3 separate regions of the Mus musculus genome follow, and regions 1 and 2 are each linked to region 3. Evidence: chromatin loops called from intact Hi-C (ENCODE). Cell type or tissue: left cerebral cortex. All regions are shown on one strand. Links, peaks and the distances in the headings refer to the core of each region. The heading gives the core; the rest is flanking DNA. Region 1 holds the start of Wasl (WASP like actin nucleation promoting factor). Region 2 has its middle 17 kb from the start of Gm38777. Region 3 holds the start of Tmem229a (transmembrane protein 229A).

Region 1 (10,391 bases), core at 1,642-9,641, 290 kb after region 3:
GCCATTCTTACCCAAACAGCCACACCCTTATAACAGCAATAATGCCCCTTACAGACACCAGATAGTAGCAAAAAGTGCCAGGAAAACAGTTACTTCTTTTGAAATTGTTGGCCATTGTGATCCCACAGACACTCAACATTATGGGCTATTGACATTGTTCTTTGTTATTCTCTAGAACTTGACAGTAGGAGCCTGCTGCTGAAGATACCATATATTTGAGTAATAAGTCATGGAGAGATCAAGCTGTTACTGACCTGATTCATTACTACTGGTTAGCTTTCATAGCTCTATGCAAGCTACTACAGGAGAAAAATAAACAATACTCTCCAGGTGTCAATCTCGTGAGCTATAATGACTGGCTTGGCAAGAACTTCCCATTAGATAGTGTAATAATGGCACCAAATCATGGGAGTAACTAACCACTTTGTGACTGGATTTAAAGTCCACTACATGAGATGAATTCCATACCTGATACCTTCACTGGACCAGGAGCTTATAGCTACTACATAAGCCATAGGCATTAAGGGTAAATCTTCTATTATTATTATTTTGCTAGGTAGATATAATATTAGACAATTCCTAATGACTTATATTTACACTTAGATACTTTATCTCTCAACCCTCATTGGAGAAGCTTCTACTTATGGTAGATGGTGATTAACATGGAGATCTCCAACTTGTCAAAGTGCCAGAAATAAGAAACTCCAGAACACTCATCCCCCACCTCTTCTTAATGCTGGCATCACTATGCTAGAAGGGATGGGAGGAGTGTAATAGCCAGAGATAGCAGATGACAAGAAAGCTGTATATTTGGACAGCAGGACATCTGCATGTATGAACTTACAGCAGTTAATGCAGCACGCACAGAATCTATGTAAGCTTAAGCCATGCCAAATCCCAGCATGAAGCTGAGTGTTAGGCATAAAATCCTACTCCTAACCATTGAGCTGTCAGCAACTGTTAGCTGCTGGGAGAATTTAAGAATGTAGTTCTTGGTAAGTTGATTATGCATGGGTGGAAAAACCACACATCTAAGAATATTTGGGCAGCAAAATTTGGTATTGGTGGGATTAAAAAAAAAACTTTAAAAAGGACACAAAGTTGGGTGGGTATGAAAGGGAGGTAGAAATATATGGACAAAGTTGGGGGAGGGGTGAATATTAATCAAAATACATGGTATGAAAGTGTCAAGTAATAAAAAACATTAAAAATACAAAGTAATTTTAAGTTAAATGTAGAGGAGACCATCTCATTTAATAAAAAGCAATGTATCAGTGAAGCTATGTAGAGATATGGCATCTTTACATTATCTATGAACCCATTTGCTTACTCACCAATAAACTGATCTGGAGTACATTATAATGAAGAACTAATTCTCATTATAATGTCTCTGCTCTCTCATTTGGAATAACTAAAGTAATAGCTACTGAATATTCAGTGAAGTTAAAGACCAGCAGCTGGAACAGATAAACACTATCCTGAGAGCCATAGCATGCCTAGTACCACCAATTACTTCTTGAGTGTGAGTACGTATTAGGTATCTGGGGACTAGACCTGAGAGTTGCAATAGCTATCATAGGTAATTCACTAACATTGAATAAGAATTCAATTTCCCACTAAAATCAATGAGGAGTGTGAATGGGTTGCAGATAACCTATCAACTCTTTACACAGAACCCAGAAAACGACTTGTACTTAAAATGAATGGAAACAGGAGAAAAGAAGTTTGTCAGCTTTATTTTTGATAACAAATAAAACACTCCACATTTAACTAGAAAAATATTTACTAGAACAAATCCTCAAGTTCCCAATTTACACAGTGCTTACATAAAAATGTGCACATATTTTATAATGTGGACAGTTTACACCCATGAAACTTAGATGCTGCAGTGAAAGAAGCGGTATTCATCCCTGCAGCATCCAGAACCTCTTGCTTTGTCTCTATAAATCAGTTCTCCCACAGCTGGGCATCATCAGTACCAGCAATTTTGGCTCCAATGGCTGACTGCCATGGAACTCTGTGTGATGCTATTACCAATTCTCCCATAGAGAAGGGTGTCACTATATTTTAATTTACTAACATTAACCAGGGAAGTAATACATTTCAGAGGACCTGTACATCCACAATGACAACTGTAAAGAAATAAAATGGGAAGTGTGGTCATGGTAGTATGGGTGACACCTGAAAATATCCCCTCACTTCCATAAATACGTTACTATAAGGTTTTCTGTCAAAATGAAGCACTCACCTTAAAGAATAATAGCAAAGAAAGCAGTGGAAAATAAATGTCTAGGAGAGAGTTTAGTATAGGGAAAGGAAACCACATGAGAAGTGAAATCTAAGACTTACTTTTGTATTTGTTCTATCTCTAGACTTTTAATACAGCAGCTGTACTTTAGATGAAGATAAAAAAAACCCCTACCTGTTTTAGCCTAGTGAACTTCAAAACATCCAGCTGAAGGAGACTCAAATGCTTATTTCCTGGACTATATCCAATCTCTCAAACTGGGCAAAAAGAATTTGAGATAAGAAAAGGACTTGCCAAAGAAAACAGTGAATGCTGTCTTGTGCTCTGCAGGAGGAGTTATGCTATCAAGAATAAAAGTCAGGGGGACTGGCTAGGCTTCTTGAAACAAATATTGCTAAGCCTTCTTGATACCAGGATGAATGAATAAAGCAGAATCCTTCGTGTACAATAGAGAGGAACTTCCCCAACACTTTGTTCTTCACGCGTTCAAATGCATAAGGAAGTCTTATTTCCAACGAAATGTTCACACTTACATTTTCTTGCTTTATGACTATCAAGGTATTGGGGAAAGCCCTGAGGTGGGGGTGGGGAGGCTAGAAATAAGAACTCAAGCTGAAGTTTTGTGGACAAGGCACTATATTTAAGATTTGTGGAAGACATAAATAAATAAATTGGGATTAAGGAAAAAGCATTATGATAATGACATTTTTTAATCTTCAAGTCTAAAGAAAACAGACAGCAGTGAGTGAAAGCTGTACTGAGGTAAGGCCTCGAGATTTCTTGAGGAGGAAAAGAGCAGACAATTCAAAGAAGCACAGGCTAGTAGACTGGAACCCAATCGGTCTCTCCTAAGAGGTCTGGAAACACATACCAGGCCACAGTTTTTTGGTTTTTTTTGTTTCTCTCATATCTATTTTCAAAGCAGTTTGGTGGTCAGTGAGAGCTGGTATTTTTAGTTTAAAAAATGTTCATTCTAATTTTGTGTACATTTTAAAATGAAAATAAAATTACATCACTTTCCCCCTGCCCTCCCTCCAGCCCCACCCAGGCATCCTTCCTCCAACCCCTCCTATGCCACCTCCCTACACACATTCTTAAAATAGTTTTAATTGCTTTTTTGGGCTTTGTTGTTTGTGGTGTGTGTGTGTGTGTGTGTGTGTGCGCGCGCGTGCGCGCGCGTGCTCTTGCATGCACTCTCGTGCACTCACATGAGAGAGAGAGAGAGAGAGAGAGAGAGAGAGAGAGAGAGAGAGAAATGAGAGAGAAATGAGAGAGAATAGAATCCAGGACCTTGTGCACATTAAGCAGTCATTCTCTGGTCTAGGTCCTATCTAGCTTCTTGGATTTTACTAATTAACAGGCCTGTCTACAATTATAATATTAGCAGTTTGGTTACTTTAGCAAAATGGACTAAAACAATCTGGCAAAATCTGTAGCCTGATCACTAAGAAAAAGAATATGTTCTAAACTCATGGACATAGATTTGAGAATTGTGTAAGGCTGTGAATTAAAGGTTTTTGAAAAATCAGGCTTATATAAAATAGATGTAAAAATACATGCTTCAATACTTGATCCTCTAAGACAAAGATATACATAGCAGACCACTAGCAAAGATGGTGAAAAGGGAGACAGGCCGTGGGTACTCACTGTGTATCAGGTACACTAGCACATGGTTTTCTCTCTACATTTTTAAAGTAGGTCTAACTGTCCCAAGTTCCACTATACTACCTCCATGAAACAGTGATTTTATTTTACAGATGAGGAACCTGAGACAGAGAAGCAATTCCCGGATGTATTTAAACAACCGTCTAACTGGAACTTCAACCTTGAACCAACCGCAGCCTATGTTTTTGGATAAGGAAGTGTTCGAGTTTGAAAATGTCAGGGCTGAAACATTTCTCAAGAACTTGTGATGATCTTGGCTGTCACCATGCTTTCAGTTGATAAGAGGTGCATTTTTAACAAATCATAAACTGACTCATCTTCCAGGTTTCTTAGCCCCACGGTTCAAACATTTCTTGTACTTCAAATGGTGCCTTTCACAAACCTACTATTTTAAAAAGTTTTGCCACTTTTAAAGATTATCTTTTCCGTTAACATTAACATAATTTGAGATATCCATATACTATGTGAGAACTCCTAAGAGTATATTCGCACATCCTCTGTTGTAGGCTTGCTCTTCATCACCCAATTTCATTATGTGCATTATAGGCAGCTTTACAGCTTTGTTTTCAGTTCGTCGGTAATAGTTTATCAATGTATTGAGAGCTATCAGAAATTTACCAGAGTTTGTCATAAAAGTTGAATATGCAACTGTTTAATTAGAACTAGGTAATTAGCAAACATCGTTAGTACAACTTATGTGATACGTTGTATGATTAATGTTAATAGTAGGATGTACATTTTATAGAATTCGCTGTAATCTGGTTTATCATCTCTATATTCCAATTTTTTTAAATTAAAGCTTTTTAGTTTTCAACCAATGATTTTATACTAACCTTTAATATTATGAAACACAGTAATGAATTCTCATTATTTACTTCTGCTGGGAATATTGCTCAGCTGGCTGAGTATGCACCAGGCCCTAGGTCCCTGCACCTAGAATACAGAGCCATGAAATTAACTCGTAAGGAAAAAAGAGGTAAGGTGTATTCCTACACGACATTCCCAAACGCGTGCATTCATCCTGAATTAAAGAGACAAGGTGCTTCCAACTTGAGATAGAGAAAGATTGAGAGGGGTAGTTTCCAATTCACAAGGCAAGGAAAAAACTACACACACCTATCCCACGAGATCCGCCAGGCGGGTGGTGGACGCCTTTTGCGATTCTGTTTTTGACATCTCTGAAGATGTCTATCCTGATCTTAGCAATGTCCCTCCACGCCCCGTTGGCGGCCGGGACTAAGATCCAGAAACCCGAGGCACCTGCGGCTCTGACCGAAACTACGCCGGCCGACCTTTCTCTCCAGCTAAACTAGATCTCCCTGACAGGCGGCCTGAGAGTCTCGCTTCGATGCCTAACAAACACTGGCTACGCGGACCCGACGCTCCGCAAAGGTGGGCGCTGCTGCAAGGGGGCGTCCGGCTCGGCAGTCAGTGTAGGAGACCCGCCAGCCCTGCCTCGCTCTGAGTCTGCGCACGCGCGCGGTGGTCATTGGTGGGGGCGACTAGCCTGCAACAAGACCTCAACCGGGATGAGCCTTGCCGCTTCCGGAAGGGGCGGGGCCTGGGTAGGACACGCCCCGGCACGCAGCAACCGAGGGGGTGTCCCGCCTTGCCGAGTTTCCGGCGCTCTCCCCCGCGTCCCGCGTCCCGTGGTCTCGCCCGCCCCCGCTGCCATGTTGGATTGTGCGGCTGCCGCCGCCGCCGCTGCCGCCGCCGCCGCCAGAGGACTGGAGGAGTAGGGAGTTTAGCGCAGCCGCCGGAGTGCTAGGACAACGACCATCCAGCCGGAGCTGAGCAGGGCGGGAGCCCGGAGCTTCCCTGTCGGCGCGCGGCCCGAGGGCGCCCGCCGTCATCTCCTTCCCTCGGCCTCCGCGCGCCGGAGGAGCGACGACGGGATGCTGCGGCTGTGACCGCCGGCTCGCGCCCCTGTCACCCAGAGTGGGACCCGAGTGCTCGCCCGCCGCCAGAAGTGACGACCCTGGACGCTCCACCCCACCGGCGACACCATGAGCTCGGGCCAGCAGCCCCCGCGGAGGGTCACCAACGTGGGCTCCCTGCTGCTCACCCCGCAAGAGAACGAGTCTCTCTTCTCCTTCCTCGGCAAGAAATGTGTGGTCAGTAGCCGAGACCCCCCTGTCGCCACCCCCCAACGTCTACTGGCGGGTTCGGGCTGGGGGGGAACGGGACTCAAGGGTAGGAGGGAGAAGGGGGGCAGGCTCGGCACGGCTGGGGTGCTGCTGCGGGCCAGGCCTCCAGCCTCCCGGGCCCTGGGGCTCCCCTCACCCAGCTCTCCGGGTGCAGGCCTGCCCGGCCCGGAGCCACCTCCCCCAGCTGCTGGAGAACAAGGGAGTGTCACCTCCATAGGCCTGCCCAGTAGCCCAGGTCCGCCGGGCCGGGCCGGGTCCGTGCCCTTGCTGCAGGTTCAAACTTTACTCTAGACCACAAGGGGATTTTGTTCGTGCATCAGCAGCTTAAGATCTCAGGACAGGATCCCAGCATTGGCCCTTGCTTCACTTCCCACTTCTGGATCTGGGTTATCTTCTTTAACAATGCTAGAGGTTTTAGGAATGAATAGATGGGGAAAGAAGCGAATTGGATTTTCGGTCCGCCTTAAGGATTCCGGGAGAGAATAAAGTGCAGTGCAGGTTCATGGACACTTAGGATCAGAGCAAGGGCAGGAAATGCGCCTGCTCCCAATTGCAAAAAACAAAAACAAAAAAACAAAAACGGGGTTTATTTCTCCAGCAGAAACTAGGCCTAGTTTCTGCTCTCCGCCCCACTGTGGGTTTTTCTTTTCCTCCCTGGCGTTGTGGGGTGGGGTGTAGGGTGCTGTTCGCTCCCAAGCCATGCGTAGGGAAGCGACAGTTTCTAATAGCTCACGGCCTTTGGGATCAAAAGTGGTTCTGAGTTTGGTGCTGTGAGGAGGCCCATTCCAACCCCAGATGGCGGATTGGGAGCAAGCAGTTCTGTGGGAAGGGGAATGGGTGTTATTGACGGAAGCATTCATTACGTTGGCTGCAGGCCTTTCTGGGGTGGGGAGGTTCTCTGGGTGAAGGCCTTATCTTGATCTTCCTGAGGTGACTGAGTTGAAAGGGGGATTGTTGGAATGCTAGCCGGCTCCCTTTCTGCCGTGTTTGCTAGCTCTCACAGAGCCTGTGCCTCTGGAACCCAGGAAACACCCAGAGAAGTTTCAGCCGAGCTGAACCATTTCATATCCTCCCTTGGCAATGTTGGAGATGTCAGAATCAGACTACACCTGCTGAAGAAGTTAAGAGGAGACAGTTTCTGGAAAGTTACCAGATTAATTGTTAACTTCATGATCTGACTGTTCATATCGACTTTGGGAAACCAAATCATTCCATCGGACTTAAGATGTATTTCTTGTTCTAAAATTTAGACTTTAAAGAACACTGCGTTCACTGACTAAAGTAGAAAACAGTGGTTCAAAAAAAGAAGAAAAAGAGTTTGGGAGAAAATTTACTTTAAAGATGAACCAAGTCTGTCCTCTATAGTTCTTTAAACAAATGAGAAAATGGAGCTCTTGGCCCCAAGTCACATAGTAATTTAGGAATGTAACTGGAACTATATGCCCAGTTACTTTGTACTTTCCACTACATCATGTTGTTTGGTGAGGATTTTGTTCCCCTTATTGATTTGTCTCTCAAAGTGGTGTTAAAGGAATAACTACTTCATTTTTTACATAAAATTAATAGAAATAAAATGTAAATTTCTTAAAGCAGCATTAATTTTTGCATAATTTTCAGTTTAGGGAAATCTTTTTATTTTATTTTTATTTTAATATGAGCTGCCTGCAAGCAGGGTAGAGGTCATCTTTGCTGGTCTAGTACCTTTAGTGTACAGTCTATCAAACATTAAGTAGCTCACTGTGTTCACATACCAGGCCCGTGAACTTCAGGCATGGCAGACATTCATTTGTGTTCTAGTATATGCGTTGCTCAGAGCTTACTGTAGTGTTTACCCAGGGTTTCAAGGAAATGACAGATGTGGGAGTATATTTCGATAGACAAAGATAACACGGCTCACTGTAAGCATAAGTGGGTTACTGAAATGGTTACAAGTAGTCAGTGCTCAATTTCTTTACATCATATATTATTAATCAACTTTACCTTTTGAATTGCAGTAACTTAAAACCACATTGTTGTTGCTTTCTTGTGAAAATTACTGTAAAATATGAAGCCTTTGGCTTAATAGAGAGCAATGTAAAATTGGTGTTATGGAATAATCCTAATAGGCTTTGCTCAGAGGGTTTTTTTGTTTGTTTTGTTTTGTTTGTTTGTTTGTTTTGTAGTTTAAAGCAACAGTGAAATAAATGCATTCTCATAAATCAAGCAGCAAATTTACAGGTCAGAACAAATATAATAAGCAGATACATTGAGAGCTCTATCTACAAAGTTAAGAAATGAAACCATTATATGGTGCCAGATTTTAAGTAAGTTCTTCATTCCTTCTTTCATCGAACAAACCTGCATTGGGTAATTGGATGTTGAGGTCAAAAATCAAAATTGATGCTTGCCCTCAGGGAACTTGGTGTTTGAAGAGGGAAACAACACGTAAACTGATGAGTCAGTCAGTCAGTCAGTCCTTTACAAGACCGACAAGATAGCTTTGTAGTCTAGTCAGGCAGTGTGGGTTTAAGCTCCGGGTCAATTTGAACAAGCCTCTTTACTTTCCTGCTCTGTCTTTGCTTTTCCTACCTGTAAAGTTAGAATGCTGTCTCATGTAGTGGTCATGCTGGTAGGGAGTATATCTAAATCTCTGAAAACTTCTTAGAAACAGATGGAGAACTATTGGGTGATGGGAGAGTAAAGGGAAAGTTTGATAGAGTGGGCAACATCTGAGCAAGATTAACAGGTGCTAACTAGGTTGATAAATGACAAGAAAGGACTTGGAAAATAAGAGTTTGCTAGGGAACAGGGATTCTGCCTGTATTTCCACATTCATGTATATATTGGAATCACTGTAGAAATATTAGACATGTGTGGGTAGGTTCAATTTCTTGATAATTAGGTTTCCTAGGTCTGAGGTAGAGCTTGATTTTTTTTTTTTTTAAATCCAGGTTAGTGGGAAGATTTGAATGTATACTACAATTTGAGAGTAGAAGTTTATTTCTGTGGGTAATTCTAGAATTGTCCCATTGGAAACATTGGATGCCACATTGACAATCATAGGCTTTCTTTTGCTGGAGTTTGAGTTTTGTGAGTTAAAGTTAAAACAAGTTCTTTGACTGCAGCAGTTCTTTGTCTTAAGATGTCAAGGCACATTCCATAACTAAGAGACAGGTACAGTTGAGGAAGCATTGTTAGTGGTGAGCCACATACAGGTCAGGGCTCACTTTGACAGGATACTTGGGTAAGGTGAAGGCAGTGTAGAAATGAACTATGGATTGTGAGAGGGATGACATAGGACATCCCGAAGGTGTTTGTAGATGCCCCTGTAAAATAATAATGAGCCTGAACTAAAGCAGTTTATAGGTAGAGAATTCAAAGGACTCTTAGAATGATTAAGTCCCACTTAGATGTAGAGGGTGAGGCAAGGGAACTGCAGCAAAGGCCGACATTAAAGGAGAGCAGAGAAGTATGTAGGCACATACATTTCTCATCTTCTGGAAATAATTCGTTTTATGGAAGAAATGACTCTTAGAAATCTGTTGCTATGGTATAGTTTCAATAAGTAGACTTTATGGAAATTAGGATTTCATTTAAAGTGAAATGTAATAAGTGAGTATGTGTTATAACTGGCATGGAGTTAATAGTTGTAGTGGTATCACTCCCTGGAAGGATAGTCTCATACACTTCAAGAGCAAGATTCACTTACCTTATGTTAAGGGACTGCTGACTTTCAGGTGGAGTAATAGCTAACTTGTGTAAGGCACGTGCGCATTCACCCTTCTTCATCCATGTGGAGTTTCATATATGTAGTTCCCAGTAAGGAGCGTGGAAAGTAAAACCTGTGGCCACTTGTGTCTAGCCCCCTTTCTGAATGGTTTGAGACTGGTGAGGATTGGCCTTCTTTTCCCCTGCCATACTCACCTGTTTGCTTGGTTTATTTCCTTGTTTTGTTTTTAACTATTAGTGATTGCTAGATTCTTTTCTTAATCAGGAAGAGTTTTGCCTTAATTTCTTTTACTTCCTCAGCCCCTGTTTTTATTACTCATCTTCATTAGTTAAATTGTGTTTCCTCACTTTGTATGCAGTTCTAGGAGATGGACCTAACATCTTGGTATTTTTCTATAATTTTCACATTGCATAATTTTTTTTTTTTTTTTTTTTTTTTTTTTTTTTTGGTTTTTCGAGACAGGGTTTCTCTGTGTAGTCCTGGCTGTCCTGGAACTCGCTCTGTAGACCAGGCTGGCCTTGAACTCAGAAACCCGCCTGCCTCTGCCTCCAAGTGCTGGGATCAAAGGCGTGCGCCACCACGCCCGGCCACATACTTCTTGATTGAATAATTATAATTGGTC
Region 2 (10,391 bases), core at 1,519-9,518, 61 kb before region 3:
CCCTCAACTCTACTCCAGCTATACTCACAGATTGCTCCTCCCCTTTCCTCCACCTCCTCCTTTCTGTTTGTGACAATTTCCTGCAACTTTAAGGAACCTCAAAGACAATGACACATTGAATTGGATGACTTCTCGACCATGAAACTCTCTGTTCCCATTCACCCACAAGTTGTGATCTGTATTCCCTGCTAGCATCCCTGCTTGCTCTCCTATTGATCCTCGCCGGTTGTTCTGAGTAGGGAGGGCACAGGTGCCTTAAAGTTCTCCCCAGTGATCCTTAGAGTCAGCCAAAATTGATAAAGGAAGCCCAGAAAAACTATCGATGAACTAGTTTGAGGAAAGGGGTCTATAACTTAACCTACCAGAGGACACTCCGTCTGTGCTTATTAAGAGAGAAGCTTGGATTGACAGCCCACTGTAACCTATTCACTCCACATTTTTTGTTTGGCAAGCACAAAAATACTTGGGTTTACTTAGCTTGGTTTTGTCATTCTGAGGAAAAAGGATTAGCCTGTACCACCCATTATTCAAGGGAAGTGAAAGGACTGCAGTATCTGATCATCTTTAGTAACACAGCTTGCCTATTTATTCTGCAGATAACTCATGATGAGTGCTCACTGAGTCGTGTTGTAAAGCATATGCTTCCCATCACCTCTCCAACTTGCTTCACCCTCTCTGATAATGTTATTCAGTTCTAGAGGAGTGATTATCAAGAGATTTAAACTAAAATTCTCCCTCTCCTCTCACACCAGAAAACTTCTTGCCCCACCCTAACTTTTCTTTCTACTACAGACTTCTTTTCCAACACCTACTTCATCTGAAAAACAACAGAGTCATCTAGTAAAGTCTTAATAACTCAGAAGCCTATCAAGAATGGCAGAACACATAACAGCTTACCCCTATTAAAGCATCTGTGTAAGAAAACATAGTTGTGTGAAATATTCCTCAGTATTAAAAACTAACAGCAAAAGTACACTCTGAGCGCCATCTCCTGGACAGAGCTTTGACTACATATAAATGGCTAAATGCCCAGCACAGTGCTGAGTTCTTATCTGTAATTATCTTAGTTAGTATATTTGTTTTTAATGTTCCCACACCTGGGCAAGAGCTGATTCTAAGCTGTATAGACCTTAGAAATTACTAAATTTAAAGGAATGACAATCAGAAATACACAGATATGGTATAGAATAGAGATAACATATGAAATTATACAAAGGTCTCACAGAGCAGCAACGCGGGCGTAATAAAATTAGTAAGAGGGATGGAAAGGGTTAAATTGTGGGTTTTGTTTTTACATGTCAAGCTTGAGTTGCCTCTACGATATCTTTAAAGAGTAATGAAGTATGTATCTGGGTACCTAAGTTTAATGCTCATGAAGATGTGACAGAGAGGCAGATATCGGTGTGTGGTCATGAAAGTACTGGCTCACACGGGACAACTTAGAGTGTAAGAGAGAAGAAGTAGAGACTCAGCATAGTGACCTGACTACTGGCCAGACTGGCCATCAACGTCTTTGTCCGTATATGTGGCTATAACACAATACCAGGTGTACTAAGTTGACTATAGACTATCTGCCATAGGTTCATGTGTCAGAACACTGGGTCTTCAGATGGAGGTGCTAGTTAGTAGGCCATGAAAACTTTATGAAATGCACCCTTGTTGGTGGTTGGTCCCTGGGTGGGGTTTTGAGTCTTAATATCATGATCCAATGTACTTGTCCATTTGTTTTCCTGACAGTAGCAGCAATGTGACAATGTGCCTTGTGTCCCTGCTACCATGCCTCCTTCACTGTAATGAACTATATCCTTTTAATAACTCTAGTAAAAACTTAATTTCTTACAGTTTGGGGGGCTAGAAGTCCAAACCAGGGGCCCACAAGTTTGATATCTAATAAAGACCTATCTCTGCTTTCAAACTGGCTCTTGTGTGCATTCTTAAAACAGAAAGACTATTGTGTTCTTGTGTGGTAAAAGGCAAATAAGAGGGATTGGGGGCAGAGTAGACATGTCCCTTCCAGCTTTTCATAAGACACTATTCAACTCTCGAATGGCTCCATCCACCATGGGGATTACGTTTTAGCAGATGATTTGTGGGAACCTCCAGACCACAGCCATCAGTAGAAGATAGGCAATGTAATGAATACAGTCTTTTGGAGACAAATCATTCACTTACATATAGTTAAGTGCCTTCTTCTAACAGTGCTAACATTCGTGTCACTGTATATGATTATACTAAAACTTGTTTTGTATATAATTTTGTTACATTAAATAGCTACTAGAATATCTGCTAAGTTATAAATGGTCTTCTTGTCAAACTTCCAAACACATTCAAACTGTATTTTCCAGGCAGGTAAAACTTGATGACATGGAGAAGTTTAGTTTAAAATGGTTCCCTATCATTGTGCCCACTGTAAAGATGAAAGTTCTCTAGGTCAGCCACACTTTGTAAAGGCACTAAACTATTTGACGTTGCCTGGGTAGAAGTTTATGACTACGGAGAGAGGAAAAATGGTGGTGGAGACAAAATTACCTTGGACTCTCTTAAGCCTTTTGGAAAATAGTTATTTTTGATCTTTGTATTTGAACTAACTTCCCCCAAATGTTTGGTAAGACTTTCCAGTGTACTGTTAAGCCTAACAGATATCTACCCTCTCCAGAGCCAAGAGTTCCATGGGGATAACATACAGTATGATAGGGCAGATCTGGCTTTGCTGTGACCTGCTGACCTAACATGGACAATGCATTTAAATGAATTTATTCATGCCTTTCACTTTTGTTTTGCTCACAAAATGTGATTATACTCATTTACAGGGTGGAGCAAAGCACTCAGAATAAGAGATCATTTTTCCCTAAGCCATGGTCATTCATAATTGACTCAGAATAAACGCTTTTCTTATTTCCTTTAAATCTGAATTTCTATTCTGAGTTAACATTCTCCCAATCATTTCTGTTCCTAAACACAAGTATCACCCAGGTAAGCTTTGCACTCCTTAGGCTTGCAGGCTAGGGGAGGAGACATTGAGATGTCCCATGGTTCAACCTCTCACTGAGGTTCTCAAAGTTCTTCTCGGTCACCTTCTCTACTGCAGACAGCTTTCTAATTGTGTAGAGAGCATCACATGACTTACAATGATTTGCTCTCTGTCCCCGTTTTCCTGGAAAGATTTAGAATGTCTTACTGCCTTTACTTTTAGCTTCTAAATTCCTTTTTGGTTGTTCTAGTTTTCAATGAGCCTTCAAGGTATTAACTCTAATCATAACATTTCAAAGTGTGCTAATGCCTTTGTAATCTTAAGTGTTTATTTCAGTAGAAAACATCCTTTCTATTTTCCTTCTCCTGTGAACTAACTGAATCTTTTCACTGAGACTGCCACATCCTCTCATTGAATTTCAGGTCACTCACTGTTCCTTCTTCTTAATTCTACAGTGTAATAAAAGAACCAAACTCTGAAAAACTCTGCCCTACTCCCAGTGGCACTCCTTCAGTAGCACTGAAACTTAATCAACTCAGATAAACTTGTGTTCAAAAGTATAGCCATAAGGAGCCTGGAGACGCTAAATAACCAGCACATTCTTTAGGACCAGTGCCTTTCTCATTTCCTCTCTCAGTGCACTGGAAAATGTCTAATGAAGCTGAGATGATGAGTTATACATCCTCTTTAATCAACTGGAATGTTTTAGTATATTGGATATGTATAATCTTTAAATTTCTTTTTTATTTTTGAAATTATAATTACAACACTTCTCCCTTCTCTTGCATCCCTCTGAACCCTTCCACATAACCCTCCTAACTCTCATTCAAATGGACAGCCTCATTTCTTACTAATTGTTATTGCACACACATATATGTTTATATACCTATATATTCACACATCTAATCTGTTCAGTATGTATAATGTTAAATGGGTGTATATTTTTAGGGCTGACCACTTGACATTGATCAACAAGTTGGTGTGTTCTTCTCTGAGGAAGACCACATCTGCTACTCCCAGTACTCCTCAGTTCTTTATATGTAGAGTTGAGGGACTTTTAAATCTACTTTGATATGCTCATTTGTGTCATCCATGTTTAGCTCACACTGGTCAAATGTGTTGGAGAAACTTTATGAGTATAGCTTGTGATATTACTAGAAGACACACTCTCACAGAAAACTCCTTGATGCTCTGACTCATACAGTCTTTCTTGCACACTTCTGTAATGTTCTCTAAGCCCTAGCTTCAAAAAGGTTTTGTAAATGTAACCCATTGGGACTGTGCTCCACAACCCTCCATTTTGCTTGGTAATGGAGGGCAGTAGCGGGATATAAGTAATCTGATCAGGGAAATGGGAATTGGAGGTTCTTTATGGAGGGGATGGAGGTAAATATAGAAGAAGGAGAGAGGAAGGTAGAATAAACAATGAGGATGCCTGAAAAGCCACAGGGATCTCACTATAGGAACTACGTTACAACTTATAAAACACATAATTCCACGTATAAATATACATATTTCATTTTAATGAATTGTTCTAGTCTGGGCACATGGTGCTTCCTCCAAAGGCCAAAGACCACCACAAAAAAAAAAAAGTTAGGTTCGTCTTTGAATTGTTGGCCATTGAATACTTTTGTTCATCAATTAGAAGACACATCACTTCTCTCCATCTGTACAAATAGCACTGCCAGCTGCCAAATCTCCAGTCTAAGATCCTAACTGTGACTTTTTCTAGCATCTTCCATATGTTCTCTTCCTATAGATCTCTACAAGTTTTTCAGATCACTTTTGAGTCAATTACATAATTAATTCATTTTTATCACTTGAGGATCCGAATTTCCTTGCTAAGTTAAGGCTAAATGTTTAATGTATACTCATACCATATGAAAAAACAGAGAATGATATATGAATATAATGTGAGAAATATTTAAAAAAGCAGAACAGAAACAAAAAGAATTTAATAACTATAAGAAAAAGAGATTGTGTTGAAATTCCCTAGTATACAGTATACTAATATGTTTTTTGTTTTCTATTATCACTTTTTGGTGAAAACAAAAATTATAGCTTTTAATACAAGAATAAGTAAACATTTTATATATATATATATATATATATATATATATATATATATATATATATATAGAGAGAGAGAGAGAGAGAGAGAGAGAGAGAGAGGGGGGGGGGGGCTATGGCAATGTATGCCCTTGATCCCAGCACTTGGGAAACACAGGCAGGCCAATCCCTACAAAATTGAGTCCAGACTGGTCTACAGAGCAATTTCCAAGACAACAAAGGGTACACAGCAGAAACCATGTCTCAAAACAACAATAACAACAACAACATCCAAACAACAATAACAACAATATCAAAAATAGAACATTGAAGTCACATTAAACTCATTATTGTTAATAGCTTCAAGACTATATTTTAATCATAAAGCATGTATATTTTAAAGTTTTGTAACATGTCTCTGAAAATAATTTTCAATTATGTTGATCCTAGTGAAGTAGAAAGTACAGATGGCTCCAGCTCCTTGGGAGGCCAAGGCAGGAGGGTTACTTGAAGCCAGAATATTGAGACTAACAACATGGACATAAATACTAGTCAACTTTGAATTAGAATATCAGAAATTGAAAGCTAGTTCTATCAATTTTCATAAAACAGCACTAAGTATTTCCTCAGATGTATTTAGATATTTAGGGAAGGCTCTTATTATATACATGAGAACATGGTACAAGCATTACTTCATACTAGGAGCATATGACATAACCCTTATAGCTGATGGCTTAAATGGCCTGATTCCATCATGCTGCAACTAAAGGAACATAACCAACCAACCAACAGGTTATCCAGTCTCACTGTGACTAAAGTCGAGTCCAAATCAAACTGTAATTCCTGCCTCACATACATTTCCCTAACATCCTTCTGATACACCTTCACCTCTTCTAGCAATAAGCCAGGCCCTTCCTCTGACTGCAATTAGCTGGAGGAAGTCTTATCCTTCAATTTTTCTCAGGCTGTCACTACTCAACTCTTCCATGCTATGATCCTGTTGTCTTTCCCACAGAAGTTGCTAAAGTCTCTGTCTGAGCCTCTTTTCATCCAAGTCACATCTCAGATCCTGTCCATTAAACAGTCCAGTGTACTATGGAAGGAATGAGAAGAAACAGGCCTCATCTTAGCGTAGCATTTGATAGTTGCTGCCGTGCTCCACAGCAAGAAATCAGCTTAAGGCTGCTATGAACATAGTGGAGCATGTCCTTCTTACCGGTTGGAACCTCTCCTGGATGCCCAGGAGAGGTATTGCAGGATCCTCCGGTAGTACTATGTCCAATTTTCTGAGGAACCTCCAGACTGATTTCCAGAGTGGTTGTACAAGCTTGCAATCCCACCAACAATGGAAGTGTTCGTCTTTCTCCACATCCTCGACAGCATCTGCTTGTCACCTGAATTTTTGATCTTAGCCATTCTGACTGGTGTGAGGTGGAATCTCAGGGTTGTTTTGATTTGCATTTCCCTGATGATTAAGGATGTTGAGCATTTTTTTCAGGTGCTTCTCTGCCATTCGGTATTCCTCAGGTGAGAATTCTTTGTTCAGCTCTGAGCTCCATTTTTTAATGGGGTTATTTGATTTTCTGGAGTCCACCTTCTTGAGTTCTTTATATATTGGATATTAGTCCCCTATCTGATTTAGGATAGGTAAAGATCCTTTCCCAATCTGTTGGTGGTCTTTTTGTCTTGTTGACGGTGTCTTTTGCCTTGCAGAAGCTTTGCAACTTTATGAGGTCCCATTTATCGATTCTCGATCTTACAGCACAAGCCATTGCTGTTCTATTCAGGAACTTTTCCCCTGTACCCATATCTTTGAGGCTTTTCCCTACTTTTTGGGGGACTTTTGGGATAGCATTGGAAATGTAAATGAGGAAAATACCTAATAAAAATATTAAAAAAAAAAGAAATCAGCTTAAGGAACAATTTAAACCAAGCTAAAACTGTTTACAGGCCTGTTCCATGTTTTATTCTAAACACATCTGAATCAGCTTCAGCAGTCACAGCGCGTGTCCTTCTAACTTAGATCTCCTGACCTACATTATTAGAAAAGAGGAAAATACTTTTAGATGGCATTAATTTTTAAACAACCTGTGGCCATCTAGACATACTTAAGAAGACTTTTATGGCTTTTAAATCTTCCCTGCTGCAATTAGATCTGTAGCTTTGCCTTAAAATCAGACAGGACTAAACACAAAATTCACTTTAGCTAGTGATTCACTCCACTGAGAATTTCAGAATCAGGGATTTGAAAGCCAGAAAAATGGCAAAGATGGTGCTATGGTACCAAGTAGCTGGGATTTTTGTATTCTGTAAAACAGTCTGCTCAAACCTAAGAGACAGCATTCATTCTGTAAACATGATCAGAGACAAAACTAGGCTCCCAGGAAAGAGTTTCAAAATGCTATGAAGCTACAGTCTATTGACAGCCTTAACCTTACACTTAATGAAACTATCCTACAAGTCATGTTGGATCTTTTGTCTTGCTCACCTGGCAGTAATGTTCAGTTGAGCATCAGTGAAAATAAAAACCCATGTTAATTTAAAAATAAAACACACAGAGAGAACGTTGAAATCATTCAATAGTAGAGAAACAAAGGAAATGCAGAATGTCAACAAACACTGTAAAGTTTTCTTGGGTTCATGTACACAATGTGCATGTACTGTCTAGGTGACCATATGTCTACAAATGTGGCAAAGCCATTCTCTGGGCACAAATCCAAGTCTCCAGCTTGCCACCTCTAATTAGAATTAATAATTCATTGTGTCATCTGAAAACATTGCATAAAGTACACGGTCAGCTGAACCATAAAATCTAGCTGATCCCCAAAGCTTCAAAGTCGCCATGCAAAACAAGTGTCTGCTTTAATCTGCTGTCGTTATGCTCACTCACTCAGTGAGATTTTAAATAAAGCATCTATCAAAAGTGACCCAGCCACTAGTGCAGTGAAGGGGAAGGAGAAAGGGGAAAGAAAGAAAAAAAAAAAAAAAGGAGAAACAGGAGACTGGTAGAAAAGGAAACACTGTGTGCTGTATGCCTGCCATGTGGTAAGCAACCAGTTATAAACCTGAAATTCTCACCACAGCTCTCTGAGGCAGGAAGTAATCCCACTGGAGAGAGGGAGAAATTAAGATGTAGGGATGGTAAGCAAATTAATTACATTCATTACTCTAGTTGGAAGGGCTCCAAATTTTTCATGGGAATGACCATCTAAGTAGTCAAAGACATATATATTCCAGGGAAAATAAATAGAAATCAGCTTCAAGATATTTAATATGTGACACAATTGATTACACAAGCAAGTCCTGGGAAGTTCCCAGGTCAGATTGACCACACAGTATCAGTAAAATCTAGGAAGAATATTTCAAGGGTGTGAGGCTTGGTGTGGCTCCAAGGATTCTAGATGTTTTACATCATGGGGTTCTCTAAGTTTAAACACTGACCTAATTCCAGAATCTGAGAAACAGCAGATGGGTGTGAAGCTTAAACGTGCTTCATTTTTAACAGGAAGGGATACAATCTGGCCTGAGCAAAGATCACAGGTAGCAGCTTTCTCGTGGTGGAAGGAAGCAAAGAAGAGACTTGCTTCCTCTTCCAGCAGAGATTTTTCTGGCTCTCTGACAGATCACAGTTGCATGAGGCACCTTCTGATGCTGTGGCTTTGAGCAAATAAAGTCCACTCATGGAAGTATATCAGCATTGGTAACTTAAGATGGTCACAAATACTGTGAGAGGGGATGATACTCCATCCAAACCCCATCCTCCTTCAAGTTCTAGGATTATGGTCATAACTTTCAAAAGCAACTAGCTATTATGAAGTTCACAAACGAGGCTCCATAGACACATAGAACATATCATAATTTACCATAATGTCTTAGTGAAAACTTTCCACTTTTAGTATCGTAAGTTTTCATTTGTTTATCCTAAAAGAGAAATGGTCAGAAAAACAGTGTAGAATCTCCTGCCAAAAACTCCGTTTGTTTTCCATCAACTAGAAAGAATGTCTTCCACCTCCAGCCTCTGGTCTTCATATCTGTCATTTGAAGCTACTAGAATAAATGACATATATTTTTCTAGATGTATTGTTTCCAAATGTTCTGCATGCCAGGAAATGTAAGAACTGAAAAGTGTCCTCTGTAGTTAGTATGTGAGAAGTCAGACAAAACTTCAGAGTAATCTCTGTGGAAGAAGCAGGGTAAGGATACATGGATAGGGTGACCTGAGATGAGATGTATCACAGAATGAACAGGGAATGGGAAAGTGGAGAAAGAGCCTGGAAGCAGCTTAGACCTCATGGAGAAAATCAGAGTTGTCAGGACAGGATAAAAGGAAACACAGTAGAGATAAGGACACTAGACATGTCTTAGTCACTATTCTATTGCTGAAAAGAAACATGATGACCAAGACAACTCTTAAAGAAAAAATAGCATATAATTGGGGGCTTAGTCCATTATCATCATGGCAGGAGGCATGGCAGCAAGGAGGGATTATGCTAGAAAGTAGCTGAGAAATATCCTAATCCACAAGTAGTGAGAACAAGTGCAGGCTTTTGAAATCTCAAATCTCAATTCTAGTGACACATTTCCTCTGACAAAGCCACATCTTCTCCAACAAGTCCATACCTCACAATCTGTCTAATCTTTTAAGTAGTGCCTCTCCCTGACTAAGCACTCAAATATATGAGCATGTAGTGGCCATTTTTATTCAAAGCACCACAAGACAGAATATTCTTTAGTGAAATTTACACTGAACTTCAATTTAAGCACAAAAGTATTTTGTGATCTCAAAATCTAATTAAATCAGAACAGTAGCCTAGGCCTGATCTTCTCTTACCTATGAGATGAAAGAGTAACAGAGAATTCTTAGAAGATCCTCTTATGTCAACAATCCTTTAAGTTAGAAGGATAAACAAGAAAATAAATAAAAGAATTATTTCTCCTAGATTTTCACTTTGAAGTTACTATTTAAAACTTTTGTAACGTGTACGAGAAAAGGTTTGGACTTCTATGATGTCTTAAATAAGACACTTTAGAGAACAAAGTCAGAATCTCACTTAAAATGTCAAAAACTTAGAGAAAATAAAGTTAGTGTTAAACAGAGACGACAGAAGCCTGATAGAAATAATAACATTAAAATCTTAAAGAAAAAAGAAGAAAGTCATGGGAACAGACCCACTTTGCCTATCTGCTGAATAGCATAGCCTAAAAGGGTAGCAAAAAGTATTGTGTCATGTGAACAAATGCTTAGGAATTTAATACTAGGTATCAATAGTTAATAAAATATTTTCAATCTTCCAACTGACCAAATTTGATGATGGTTTTTGTAAATGTGATGATTCACTACAACTAACAGTCAGCAAAGTATTATGTATCT
Region 3 (10,391 bases), core at 1,249-9,248:
ACTACTGGAAGAAAGACCTCTGATGAGGAAACTCTCTCTGTGAGCATCACAGAATATTATTGGGAATCATTTTATTATTTTTTAAAGACCAGTCATGTTTGGTTCTGCCCTAGGTCACTGAGCCATCCATTCTCCAGTTCCTGGCCACCCAGGCAGTATCTGGCTGGCATGGGCTCCTTCTTATAGAGTGAGCGCCTTGAACCATTCTTTGAGCAGCTGCCCCTACACCCAAGCAATCTTAAGCTGACACTATTTCATTGCAGCTTTCTGATTTTTCCGTTGCATCTTATGTATAACAATCTCCTAAGAACATGTTGGGTTTACAAATTTATCTTGGCAGCTTTGGCTTCTGGCAGGAGAAGAGGCCAATACACACACACACACACACACACACACACACACACACACACACCACAATGCTTTGAAGGATTTTATGTTCTTGGAGACAATGACATGGAGATTTTTAATTATAAAATTTTTGAATATCATTAAATCCCTTCCGTAGTTTTAAAACAAGAAATATTTGCAAATATAGCAATGAGACGATTAAAGCAAAAAAGAATGAGAAGATAAAGCAGAAACAAAACATCATTCCTGTGATGGCCAAAGGTTCCCACATTGGGAGACTGTTCCGGAGTGTGAGTGGATAGTGGGATGATGGAACTGGTGGGATACGAGCATGCTGAAAGGTAAGCAGTTCATCAGAGAGCTTCAGCAGACACTAATGCTGATCTTCTGGGCTGCGTTTTCCTTCATAGAGAATTGTTATAAGAAAGCCTGACCTATCAATCCCCGTCAATCCCTTTGACTTCCACACAATTTCGTTCATACAATATAATACTTCTCACTGTACAATCTCTTCTGCACACACTCTCACCACTGTGTAGCTATCTGCTATGAGGCATTGATAGAGACCAGCAAAATCCAGTGTCAGTCCTTGGACCTGCAGACTCATGAATCACATAAATGTCTTTTCTTTAAAGATTTCTCAGCCTCAGATATTCTGCTTAAAAGGAGTAATACCCTATCTAACTCTTCAGAAATTACTTTCTGAAGAAGACACTGAATTGAAAGAACTAAGAGCAGTATACGTGGGTTATTTTTTTCTCTTTTTCTCATTTTCTCATACTTACTGGGTTTTGTGCTTTCTTTTTAAAGTATCTTTCACATTCTATTAAAATGGAGTCCACAATGAAAATATAAAAGAAACATGGAGGAGAAATAGATAGTAGCTGTGTTTATATTTTGGCTTTCCATGTGCTCATGTGTATGTTGTATCACTTTAAGAAAAATGGGAAACTTTCAAAATGAGGCCCAGAATAATGAAATTTTCAGAAGTCACACTAGATAATAGTGAGCTCCCAACTTTTTACTATATACCTTCCATTAAAAATTTAGTATAAACCATACATGCATGTAAAGTATACATGTAGTTTATATTGTTCACTCTGTATATTGCCACTTTATTAAACACATATACAAATATATAAACCCTTTTATTTGGTAAAATGAAAATATTAGAAAAACGGAGTGTTGGCACCAAGCTGTAATCACAGGATTCAGTAGATTGACACAGGACTTCAAGGTCGAAGTCAGACCTTGTCTCTAGAACATATGTATAGCACTTATAAGCTTGGGTTTTTAATACAAAAGACTTCCCCACATACTCTGCAAGTTTCCCTTCCATTCTTAGGAAACTTTAGAAGACCTCTATCTTTAAAGTTTAATTTACTATTAAAAACAATCTAAATTCTACCTAGCAGACCTGAATGGCTGGACATATACTGTAGCTATGATGAGAGCTACCTCTTGACTGACAGCAAAGCTGGAGTTAGAGTGTAGTTATTCAGAGCTAGAATAAAATAAGTTAAAAGCAGTTTGACCTTTGTAGGGCATACTAGCCAAGCACAAGATTTATCATTAACCTTTATAATAATAGGTTATTTCACATCCGTTCAGTCCTTCCTTTTGTTTTTACTTTTTTGTGTTTTGTTTGTTTCAGTTTGAACTTTTCTGGGGAAGGGGAGGAGTTCTCACTATGTAGTCTGAGCTGACATGAATTCCCTCTGCCTCCTGAGTGCTGCCTCACCAAGCCTGGCAGGTTCTTTTCTCTCATACCTACCAACTGTACATCTTTTAAAGAGAAAGTGCCATATACACAGACAAAACACCAGTGCACATTTTTTAAAATGCATTATTCAAAAGCCTGTCAGTGGTGGTTGCAGAGGCAGGCAGGTCTGTGTGAGTTCGAAGCCAGCCAAGTCTACAAAGGGGATTCTAGGACAGCCAATGTTGTTATACAGAGTAACTCTGTCTTGAAAAAGTAAGAAAGAGAGAGAGAGACAGAGACAGAGATAAAAACAGGGACAGAGAGATACAGAGAGAGAGACACAGAGACAGACAGAGACAGACAGAGACAGACAGAGACACAGTGACACAGAAAGAAGCAGAGAGACAGAGAGAGACAGAGACAGAGAGAGAGAGAGAGAGAGAGAGAGAGAGAGAGAGAGAGAGAGAGACTTACTGCCTTTTTCCTCTTTTTTCTCTTCTGGGTACTAGGGAATTTAGTTACCCAGGGCTCACAGCTGCTTTGAGCCTGTTACCTTGGTGTGACAACCTGGAAGTCAGCAGAAGAAATAAGTTGCTAGCAAAGCTGGGAAAAAAGCTCTGACTTCAGACAAAACAATATGTGTTCTCATCTTACTCTCTTAGCTAACTCATAGGCAACATGGCTACCATAGACAGTAGTTTAAATGGGTAAAATGAGTAAGAAAATAGACAGGAACGCGGTTGCTTCAATATGGGAGATCTACCAGAGTATGTCCTCCCAAAGAACATATGTCTTCATAAAGCTTTTTATCCAAGGAAGATTTGAACTTCTGGACAGAGTAAAATTATTACCTAGTTTCTTCTTATACATGAACAGGAGAGGGGCATAAAAGTATAACTTATTTCTAATATCCCTCCATCCCCTCTACCTGACAGAGGACAGAGAGGGAAGAAGGAGGAGAGAAAAGGGACAGGAAGCCAGGAGGGGGACTAAGGAGTGAATGAGGCCAAGGCCTGAAAGAGCAGGGGATGGGGGAGAAAAAGAAAAAGACAGGAAAAGAAAAAAAGCTCGGCTTTCCTTTACACTCCGTATTTGAAATGACCTAGTTCTGCAAGAACACACACACACACACACACACACACACACACACACACACCACACGCGCGCACACACACACACACACACACACACACACACACCACACACACACACACACACACACACACACACACACACACCCCACACACACACACACACACACACACACCACACACACACACACACACACACACACACACACACACACCCCACCCACACACACACACCACGCGCGCACACACACACACACCACACACACACACCACACACACACACACACACACACACACACACACACCCCACACACACACCACAACACACACACACACACACACACAGCACTAGTCTGCACCAGTTTTAGCAAGCATGCTGTCTTTGGTAGGGGACACCTCTACCCCCACCATCCCACTGTAGCCAGGACACAACTCAGCTACAGCTACACTGGCCTCAAGTCTTTTTGTTTTTTTGTTTTTTGTTTTTTTAAATACTGCTGGGCTTGGCCCTGAGTAAACTAGCCTAGGCAAAGACTGAAAAGGAGGATCAGTCAGGGGGGTTCCGGGCGGGGAAGGGGGGGGAGGGGGTCGGCATTCAGATGCAGGCTGCTCTGAGCAGGAAGGCAGGCTTGGAGTCTCCGGTTAACACGCTGTGACTGGGACACAGCTGGCTTTGCATAAGGACATTAAATATACAGCACCACAGTTTGGGCCCGGGCCCGGCCTCCGGCTAGTGGCACCAGGCCATTTGTCTCCGCCAGCCAAGGCCTGGCCCTGGTTTCCACGATACCGGGAATGCCCCACAGTTAGCCTTCACACCTGTTAGGGGCTTCTCCCCTCCTGCCACCAACCCAGCGGGAACCCCCTGCAGCACTTGCCCAGGGCTGCAGAGATGGCCAAAGGGGACCCGGGCGGCGCTCTTCGCCTTTCGGGGCAGACCCCTGTGAGACCCGGCGCGGGAGGCTGGGCGGGGCGGGGGCCCGGGAAGGCGGGAGAGGTCGAGCCGGGCGGAGAGGGGTATGGGAAGGGCCGGGGGAAGGGCGATCTCCGCTCGCGTAACGCTCCCTGAGCCTGCAGCAGAGGCGGCGGGGCTGAGCCGCGGAGGGGATGGAGCTGCCACCAGCCTCGGCTCTCTTCCCCACAGCCCCGGCATCGCCTCCCCTTGCCCGGCCGCGCCACTCCTTAGGCCGCGCAGGGTGATTCCCGAGCGCGGGTGAGCAACATCTCACCCTGGACTGGAGAAGAGGGCGGGCCAGGACCAAGGCACGAGGACTCCTCGCGTCCCGGGCGACCTGCGAGTCTCCCGAGCGCTGGGAGACCCCGATCCGATCGAAGCTACGTGCGCCCCTCCTCGTCCCCCGGGGCGGGGAATCGGTTCGAGGCTAGGCGGCTGGGCCCCGGGTGCCCGGGTAGCCAATGGCGGGCAGCGATGTGGCGAGTGAGGGGCCATCACCGAGGGACGGCGCGACCCGGAGACCCGGGGCCACCGGCGGACTGCGTAGCCAGGCGGCCGCCAGCTGCCCTGAGCCGCTGTCCGCTGCTGAAGCTCCGGCCGAGCGCGGCGCGCTGCCCGCCTGGATGCGCCTCTACTTCTACGGGATGCACGGCATCACCCTGGACGTGCTGGTATCCTCTGCCAGGCGCTTCGCCCGCAGCCTGGATCTGCGGATGCTGGGTTTCTCTTCACCCTACCGCTGCCTCCTGCACTCGCTCACCCACTTCGCCCTGGAGCAGCTCTACCTGCAGCGGCCGCGCTGCCCCAGCGCCTTCCTCTTCAATTTCCTGCTTTACCCCTCTGCGCACGTCGGGCTGCAGACCCTGGCTGGCCAGGCGCTACGGCTCAGCCTAGGCGGCGGGCCGGGGGGCGCGGCAGCGCCGGCGCTGGGGGCGCTCGACCTGGCGCTGCAGTACGTGCTCGCGCTCTACCACGGCCAAGTGTTCCTGAAGCGCTTCTTGTGTTTGCGGTACCCGCGGCGGCGCGACCAGCACACCAGGGACACGCTACCCGCAGCCCGGGACGCCCAGATCCTTTGGGAGGCTGGTGGCCAGCGACGAGGACCGGGTGGCGCAAGGGGCACAGAACGATCTCCTACCCAGGGACTGCCCGACCTCCTCCGCTTCCTTTTCTTCGGAATGCATGGCTTTCTGGATGAGATCTTCTTCACCTTCTTCTTCAATGTGCTGGGGCAGGGGGACAGGGCCAGCAGTGGCCACACATCCCTCTGGTCTTTCTTCATGTACGGAAGTTGTAGTTTCGTGGTGGAAAAACTCTACTTCCACCTTCACTACAGCCGTGGCTGGGGCACGTGGAAGCGGGTGCCCATCTATGTGATCTTCATCTATGCGTGGGAGTTTTCCTGGGGTCTGGGACTTCGAATGTGCGGGGCCTGTTCCTGGGACTATTCTCACTATCCTCTTAATTTCATGGGCCTCATCACCTTGATGTATTTACCTGGCTGGCTATTTCTTAGTGTGTACCAGGACCTCCTGTCCAACGTGTTGTGGCGGGTGCAGTATGTCCCAACGAACTAAGATTAGAGGGGACAAAAAAGGAAGTATTGGAATCTGAAAAGCGATGCAATTTATTTTTACACATTTTAAACAAGGTGGTTTTGCTTTCTGTCTTTTAAGTTTTATACACTTTACCAAACTCTGCCAATATGTGCTTGACATTTTAGTTGTCTGCACTGCTTGGAATCTCTATGTAAAGTTCAGTACTTTGAAATGTTACTCAAAAATAACTCAGAATATTTAACTCATCAACAATTTAAACTTTACGAGGCCAAACAGCAAAACCACTGGACCTTAACATCAGGAACGGGTAGTAGTCACTTGACCTCGGTGAGTGATAGCTACGTGTTTTTCTGTTCCTTCATGGAAGTTTTCAGACCAGAGAACAGTGACTTCTACAAGTTTCTGATGTAATGATCTGTTGGCTTTCCTTTCAATGCAGTTTCCTTTTACCTTCTTGCTATGTTTACCAGTGGTGGCTGAAACTCCGTGTCTTGTCCTTCAGAAACTCTAGTCCACAGCTATAAAAGTGCCTCTGTCCAGCGTGCAGATGAGAGGAAGCTGGCAAGTGGGAAAACATCCCGTGAACTCATTTTGACATGAGGAAGTCTTTCCTGTGAACCCCAACAGGTGACACTGTGTTGAGATATTTGATCACCATCTTGGAAATGATCGCTTTCCAATGTTGGCTAGCCTTAAACACAATGCGTGTTAACATTAATCAGACCATGGTGTTATCAAAACTTTTGTAACTGTGCAATAACTTTCCTGTTTACCCTATAGATCCCAGGGCCGAATGAAATTAGACCACCTTCAATCATGTTCTAACTCTAAGGACCCTTTTCTACACAGAGTTTCAAATATAGAAACAGTACTTTGGAATAAAATGAATCTGAATTCTCCCTCTAATTACATCAGGCCTAATTGGTTTCTCTACTTACTGATGGGGTTTTATCCATATTTCTCCCACAGTCTGCCTTCTCTCTCTCTCTCTTTTTTTTTTTTTTTCTTTCAGACCCAGAATTTGGTGTCAGGCTGATGCAGTAATGCACAGTATTAATCCATGATAGCTTTTTGACAGCTTATGATTAATTAATGTCTAAAAGCTTCAAAGTTAAATGAGATGATGGAAGCCACTCTAAGAAATGATATCTAATTGATTAATAATGTACTCTGAGGGTGTTTGTTGTTTTATTGTATTCAGGACCGAGCAAGTAGGACCGAGAGCAGCTCAGCCAAGGATGAATAATAACCTCTCAGCTTTCAGTACAAAGATAATCAGGAAAACTTAGAAAGTTTCTTAATGAGTTTAAATCTTCCTCTTGCCTGTGCTGTAAAAAGGGATGTTTTTGTTTCAAGAGAAAAAAAAATGTTGCTATGAAAATAGAAAAGAATGTGTATTTTACATGTGATGTGAGACACAGTTCTGACAGTGTTATATCCACCTATCCCCTGCGCTAAATTATAAGTATTGCTATATAGTCAACTGCACCTGTGAGATGGATGATGGCCAACTAATTCTTTTCATTGGCCAAAATTTAAAAGGCTTTATGTCTGCCAAAGGTTTCTCATAAGTTGTTTGGTTTTTGTTGTTGTTGTTGTTGTTGATGTTGGTTTTTTGGGGGGTGGGGGTGGTTTTGTTTGTTTGTTTGTTTTGTTTTGTTCTTATGACAGTTTGTCACAGGTTTAAGGTTTCTGAAAATGCTTGAGGGAAAAATATCTAGGTAGATGCCTAGACACTGGGCAAGGTATTTGTACTTCAAACATGACACGTGCATGGGAGTCTGAGTTTAGTGTATCACGGCTACACATCCCACATTCCTGGGAAGGTTGGTCGAGTCAGCCCCATGGCTACTGAAATGCTTATTAAATTATCCGCACTCACTTCCTCCCTCTGCTGCATTCAGAGCTACAGAGGAGCCCACTAGCCTTCTCTGACTGAAAAACCCCGTGTAGGGACACACGCCATTTCAGTCTCCTTTTAATATTACTCCTATCAGAAGGACAGAGCAAAGTTTTCACTCATTAAACTTATTTAAGTTTAATGATTGGTCTTGGTGTTGTTCAAGACTGTTGGTGTTGGTGACCGGTAGTTGGAGTTGTAACTCTCATCAGTCCTGTCCCAGGAATACTATGATCTATAATTCTTAAAAATTAACCCAATTACCAGCCCCTCTGCCAGTTCTGCAGATTGCTAGTTGTGTATTCAGGAAACGATTAACCTGCCTGGTAACTCAGTGTGCTGTTTTAGGGCTTCTCATTTCGTGTTTGCTCCACTTCTTAAAGGAGACTTTTTGCTATGATCTTTGAACCTTCAGGAAAAGAAAAACATCAGATCATTTAACTTTGTTATTATTAATAGTTTAGAGATGGAAATGATAAGACAGTATGATAGTTAATATTTAAAAAGCATTTGCTATCTGACAAAACTTCCCTAAAGTGTTTATGTATATGTATTATATAGATATCAAATTGAGAACACATTCTTATATACTATGCCTTAAGTGAATATACATACAGTATATATTTTAAGTACATATTCATATATGTGTATATATTCACTTAAACTTACAATAACCCTGATTTTATAGATGAAGGCAATAAAACTAAAGCCCAAATAGATTCAATAACTACCCAAGATACATAGCTTTTGAGCATATATTTGAATTAATGGATGCTGGACTCCTCAGTTTGTTTTTAACAGCAGCTTGATTGTGCCTCGGTCTAATGGCCTCAGTGATTTAGATCTTGTCTGGACTGCACTTCCCTTGACTGTTAGAGATGCACAGACAACTGTATAGACAGCAGATGTTGTTGTTGCAAAAGATTCATGTTGCTCCTTTAGTATAAGGTACATAACAAATTAATTAATATCAGGATAAATAACTGACAATCAGCCTTCTTTTACATTTAAATATAATGCCTTTATATTTAATCAGTGCTCTGAAAGGAAGCTCATCCTATAAGCTAAAATTATCCACAACATATAAATGTAAAACTAATATGCTAAGAAGCAAAGTAGGTCATATCACAAGGTATGAATACACATAAAATTAATCACTGTTATACATTAAATATTATACTTAAAGCAGATATCATTGTAAGAACTAAACACACTCAAACTGAGAACAGTGTTAGCCAACTGTGGTAGCACACCACCCTAATCCTCGTACTGAAGCTACTGCGGCAGGAGGATTGCAGGTTTGAGGTCACTGTAGGGCACATAAGGATATCCTGCCTTTTAAAAGGACCCATTTTTAAAAAGACATTTATTCAGAGTTCTGCTGAGAAAATACACTCTTAATGGGAAAACATAAAAGGAACAAGTGTGCTTAATATATACAATGTTGAGCTTTCTTTTTAGAAGTACTTGACATTTTAAATCAATTCTATTAATTTCTGTGAATCTAAAGAGGAATATAAGCTCTTGAATTTTGATGTTAACAATAGATACAGAAGTCCGGATATCAAAGAGAAACCCCAATAAAGTTGCTAAACACATTGCATTACTTCAAGCATTTCCGTTGTTCTGTGTACTTTATTATGTTGCCTTTTAATAATTGACAGTTCATACTGCAACTTGGCAAGACACACAGTTTGGAAAGATATGCCCTGTTTTGTTGTTGGAGAAACATACCTAATTGTCTAATCCTAACTTCTAACAAAATGGTCTCCGTCAGTTTGGCAGACCTGTTTGAGAAGGATGGAAGAGGGTTTTGTGGGTGGGTTTGGCCCATCTTCCACTTTGAAGGTTCACCAAGTATGTGTATATCTATCTGAAGCCAAGGTGCATTCATGAAATACTTAGTAAGCAGAGGTGATGAAATAGCTGCCACTGGAATAAAGCCAGGGTTTCCATTCAAGGACATTGCAACTCTTTACCTTGTCAATTAATTTAGTGTACACGACAGTACTTACCAGAGGTATACTTTTTCTTTACCTAAGAAAAGTAAATAATATTAAATTAAAAAAAAATACAGTGTCCTTTTGCCTCCCTCCAACCGACACATGAACACCTACTTTGTAGTGTCATGAGAGGTGGTAGTACAGGAGGTTCTGTTGTGTTCCCAGGACTTTTTTTTCTTCTAGTAGAATTGGTAGCAGAGGAAGGAACAAAAGTAGTGATAGTCTGTGTATCTAATGGAGCCTATTCATTAGACCTGGCTAGACCTGGCTTCATTCAACTTTTCACACTGTGGCAACAGGCCATCACTCAGGCACTTAATTCCAGTCACAAGCAACCCAGATTGCAAAACACTCTGTGGTGTGTGGAGAGAAAGATGGCTGGTGAAAACGCTTTCTCATAAGGTAGGAAAAATGTAAATATGGATAATATTTGTCTTAATTTCAAAATGATCTTTGCGAGATTACTGGGCAGGGAGGGTGGAGCAGGAAGAACCAGTCCCCAAGGTAGAGAAAAGGCTAATTTTCATCTCACCTCTAAAGCCCCCTTAGAATGTGAAACTTTACATGAAACAATTTTCCCAGCTGGAAACTAATGTATGTTTACTATGATTACGAAGATTTAAACTTTGAAAGAAACTATGCCCCTTAAAGCATTCAGTCTTTTATACAACGTTCATTCTCTAACCATAAAAGAAGCAGGCTTCCAAAACATTAGGAGCCAATAGCTTGCCATTCATTGCATATATGACTCCTTCTCTTCCTCCTCTTTATCTTCCTCTTCTTCCTCTTCTTCCTCTAACTCCTCTTCCTCTTTTAAGAAATTCTGCCTGGCA

The links. Hi-C counts contacts between places; a loop is a spot of excess contacts. Peaks named below come from ENCODE experiments on the same cell type or tissue, not always from the same donor. Only the 100,000 strongest peaks of a DNase experiment are listed, where the experiment ranks them.
Region 1: it touches region 3 in a loop (2.6-fold over the local background); 4 of 42 quality-filtered maps call a loop at or near these places.
Region 2: a loop joins it to region 3, with 11 times the contacts of the local background. A loop is called at or near these places in 3 of 42 quality-filtered maps.

Annotation. Positions count from the first base shown.
Region 1 is chr6:24,660,172-24,670,562 of GRCm38, reverse strand. Wasl (WASP like actin nucleation promoting factor) reads left to right here and starts at 5,568. Exons shown (of 11, transcript NM_028459.2): 1 at 5,568-6,027. The coding sequence starts at 5,920. In left cerebral cortex, for the core only: CTCF peaks have their summits at 5,632 and 6,382; DNase peaks (open chromatin) are centred at 5,484, 6,300 and 6,882; H3K4me3 peaks cover 3,757 bases; H3K27ac peaks cover 2,232 bases.
Region 2 is chr6:25,010,813-25,021,203 of GRCm38, reverse strand. No RefSeq gene overlaps it. Among named protein-coding and RNA genes, the nearest start is that of Gm38777, 17 kb to the left of the region's middle. In left cerebral cortex, for the core only: no CTCF peak of the experiment used is centred there; DNase peaks (open chromatin) are centred at 3,430 and 4,600; H3K27ac peaks cover 378 bases.
Region 3 is chr6:24,949,920-24,960,310 of GRCm38, reverse strand. Tmem229a (transmembrane protein 229A) reads left to right here and starts at 4,186. Exons shown (of 1, transcript NM_177013.3): 1 at 4,186-9,170. The coding sequence starts at 4,558. The coding sequence ends at 5,673. In left cerebral cortex, for the core only: a CTCF peak has its summit at 5,017; DNase peaks (open chromatin) are centred at 3,889, 4,190, 4,771, 5,039 and 1 more place; H3K4me3 peaks cover 4,030 bases; H3K27ac peaks cover 2,286 bases.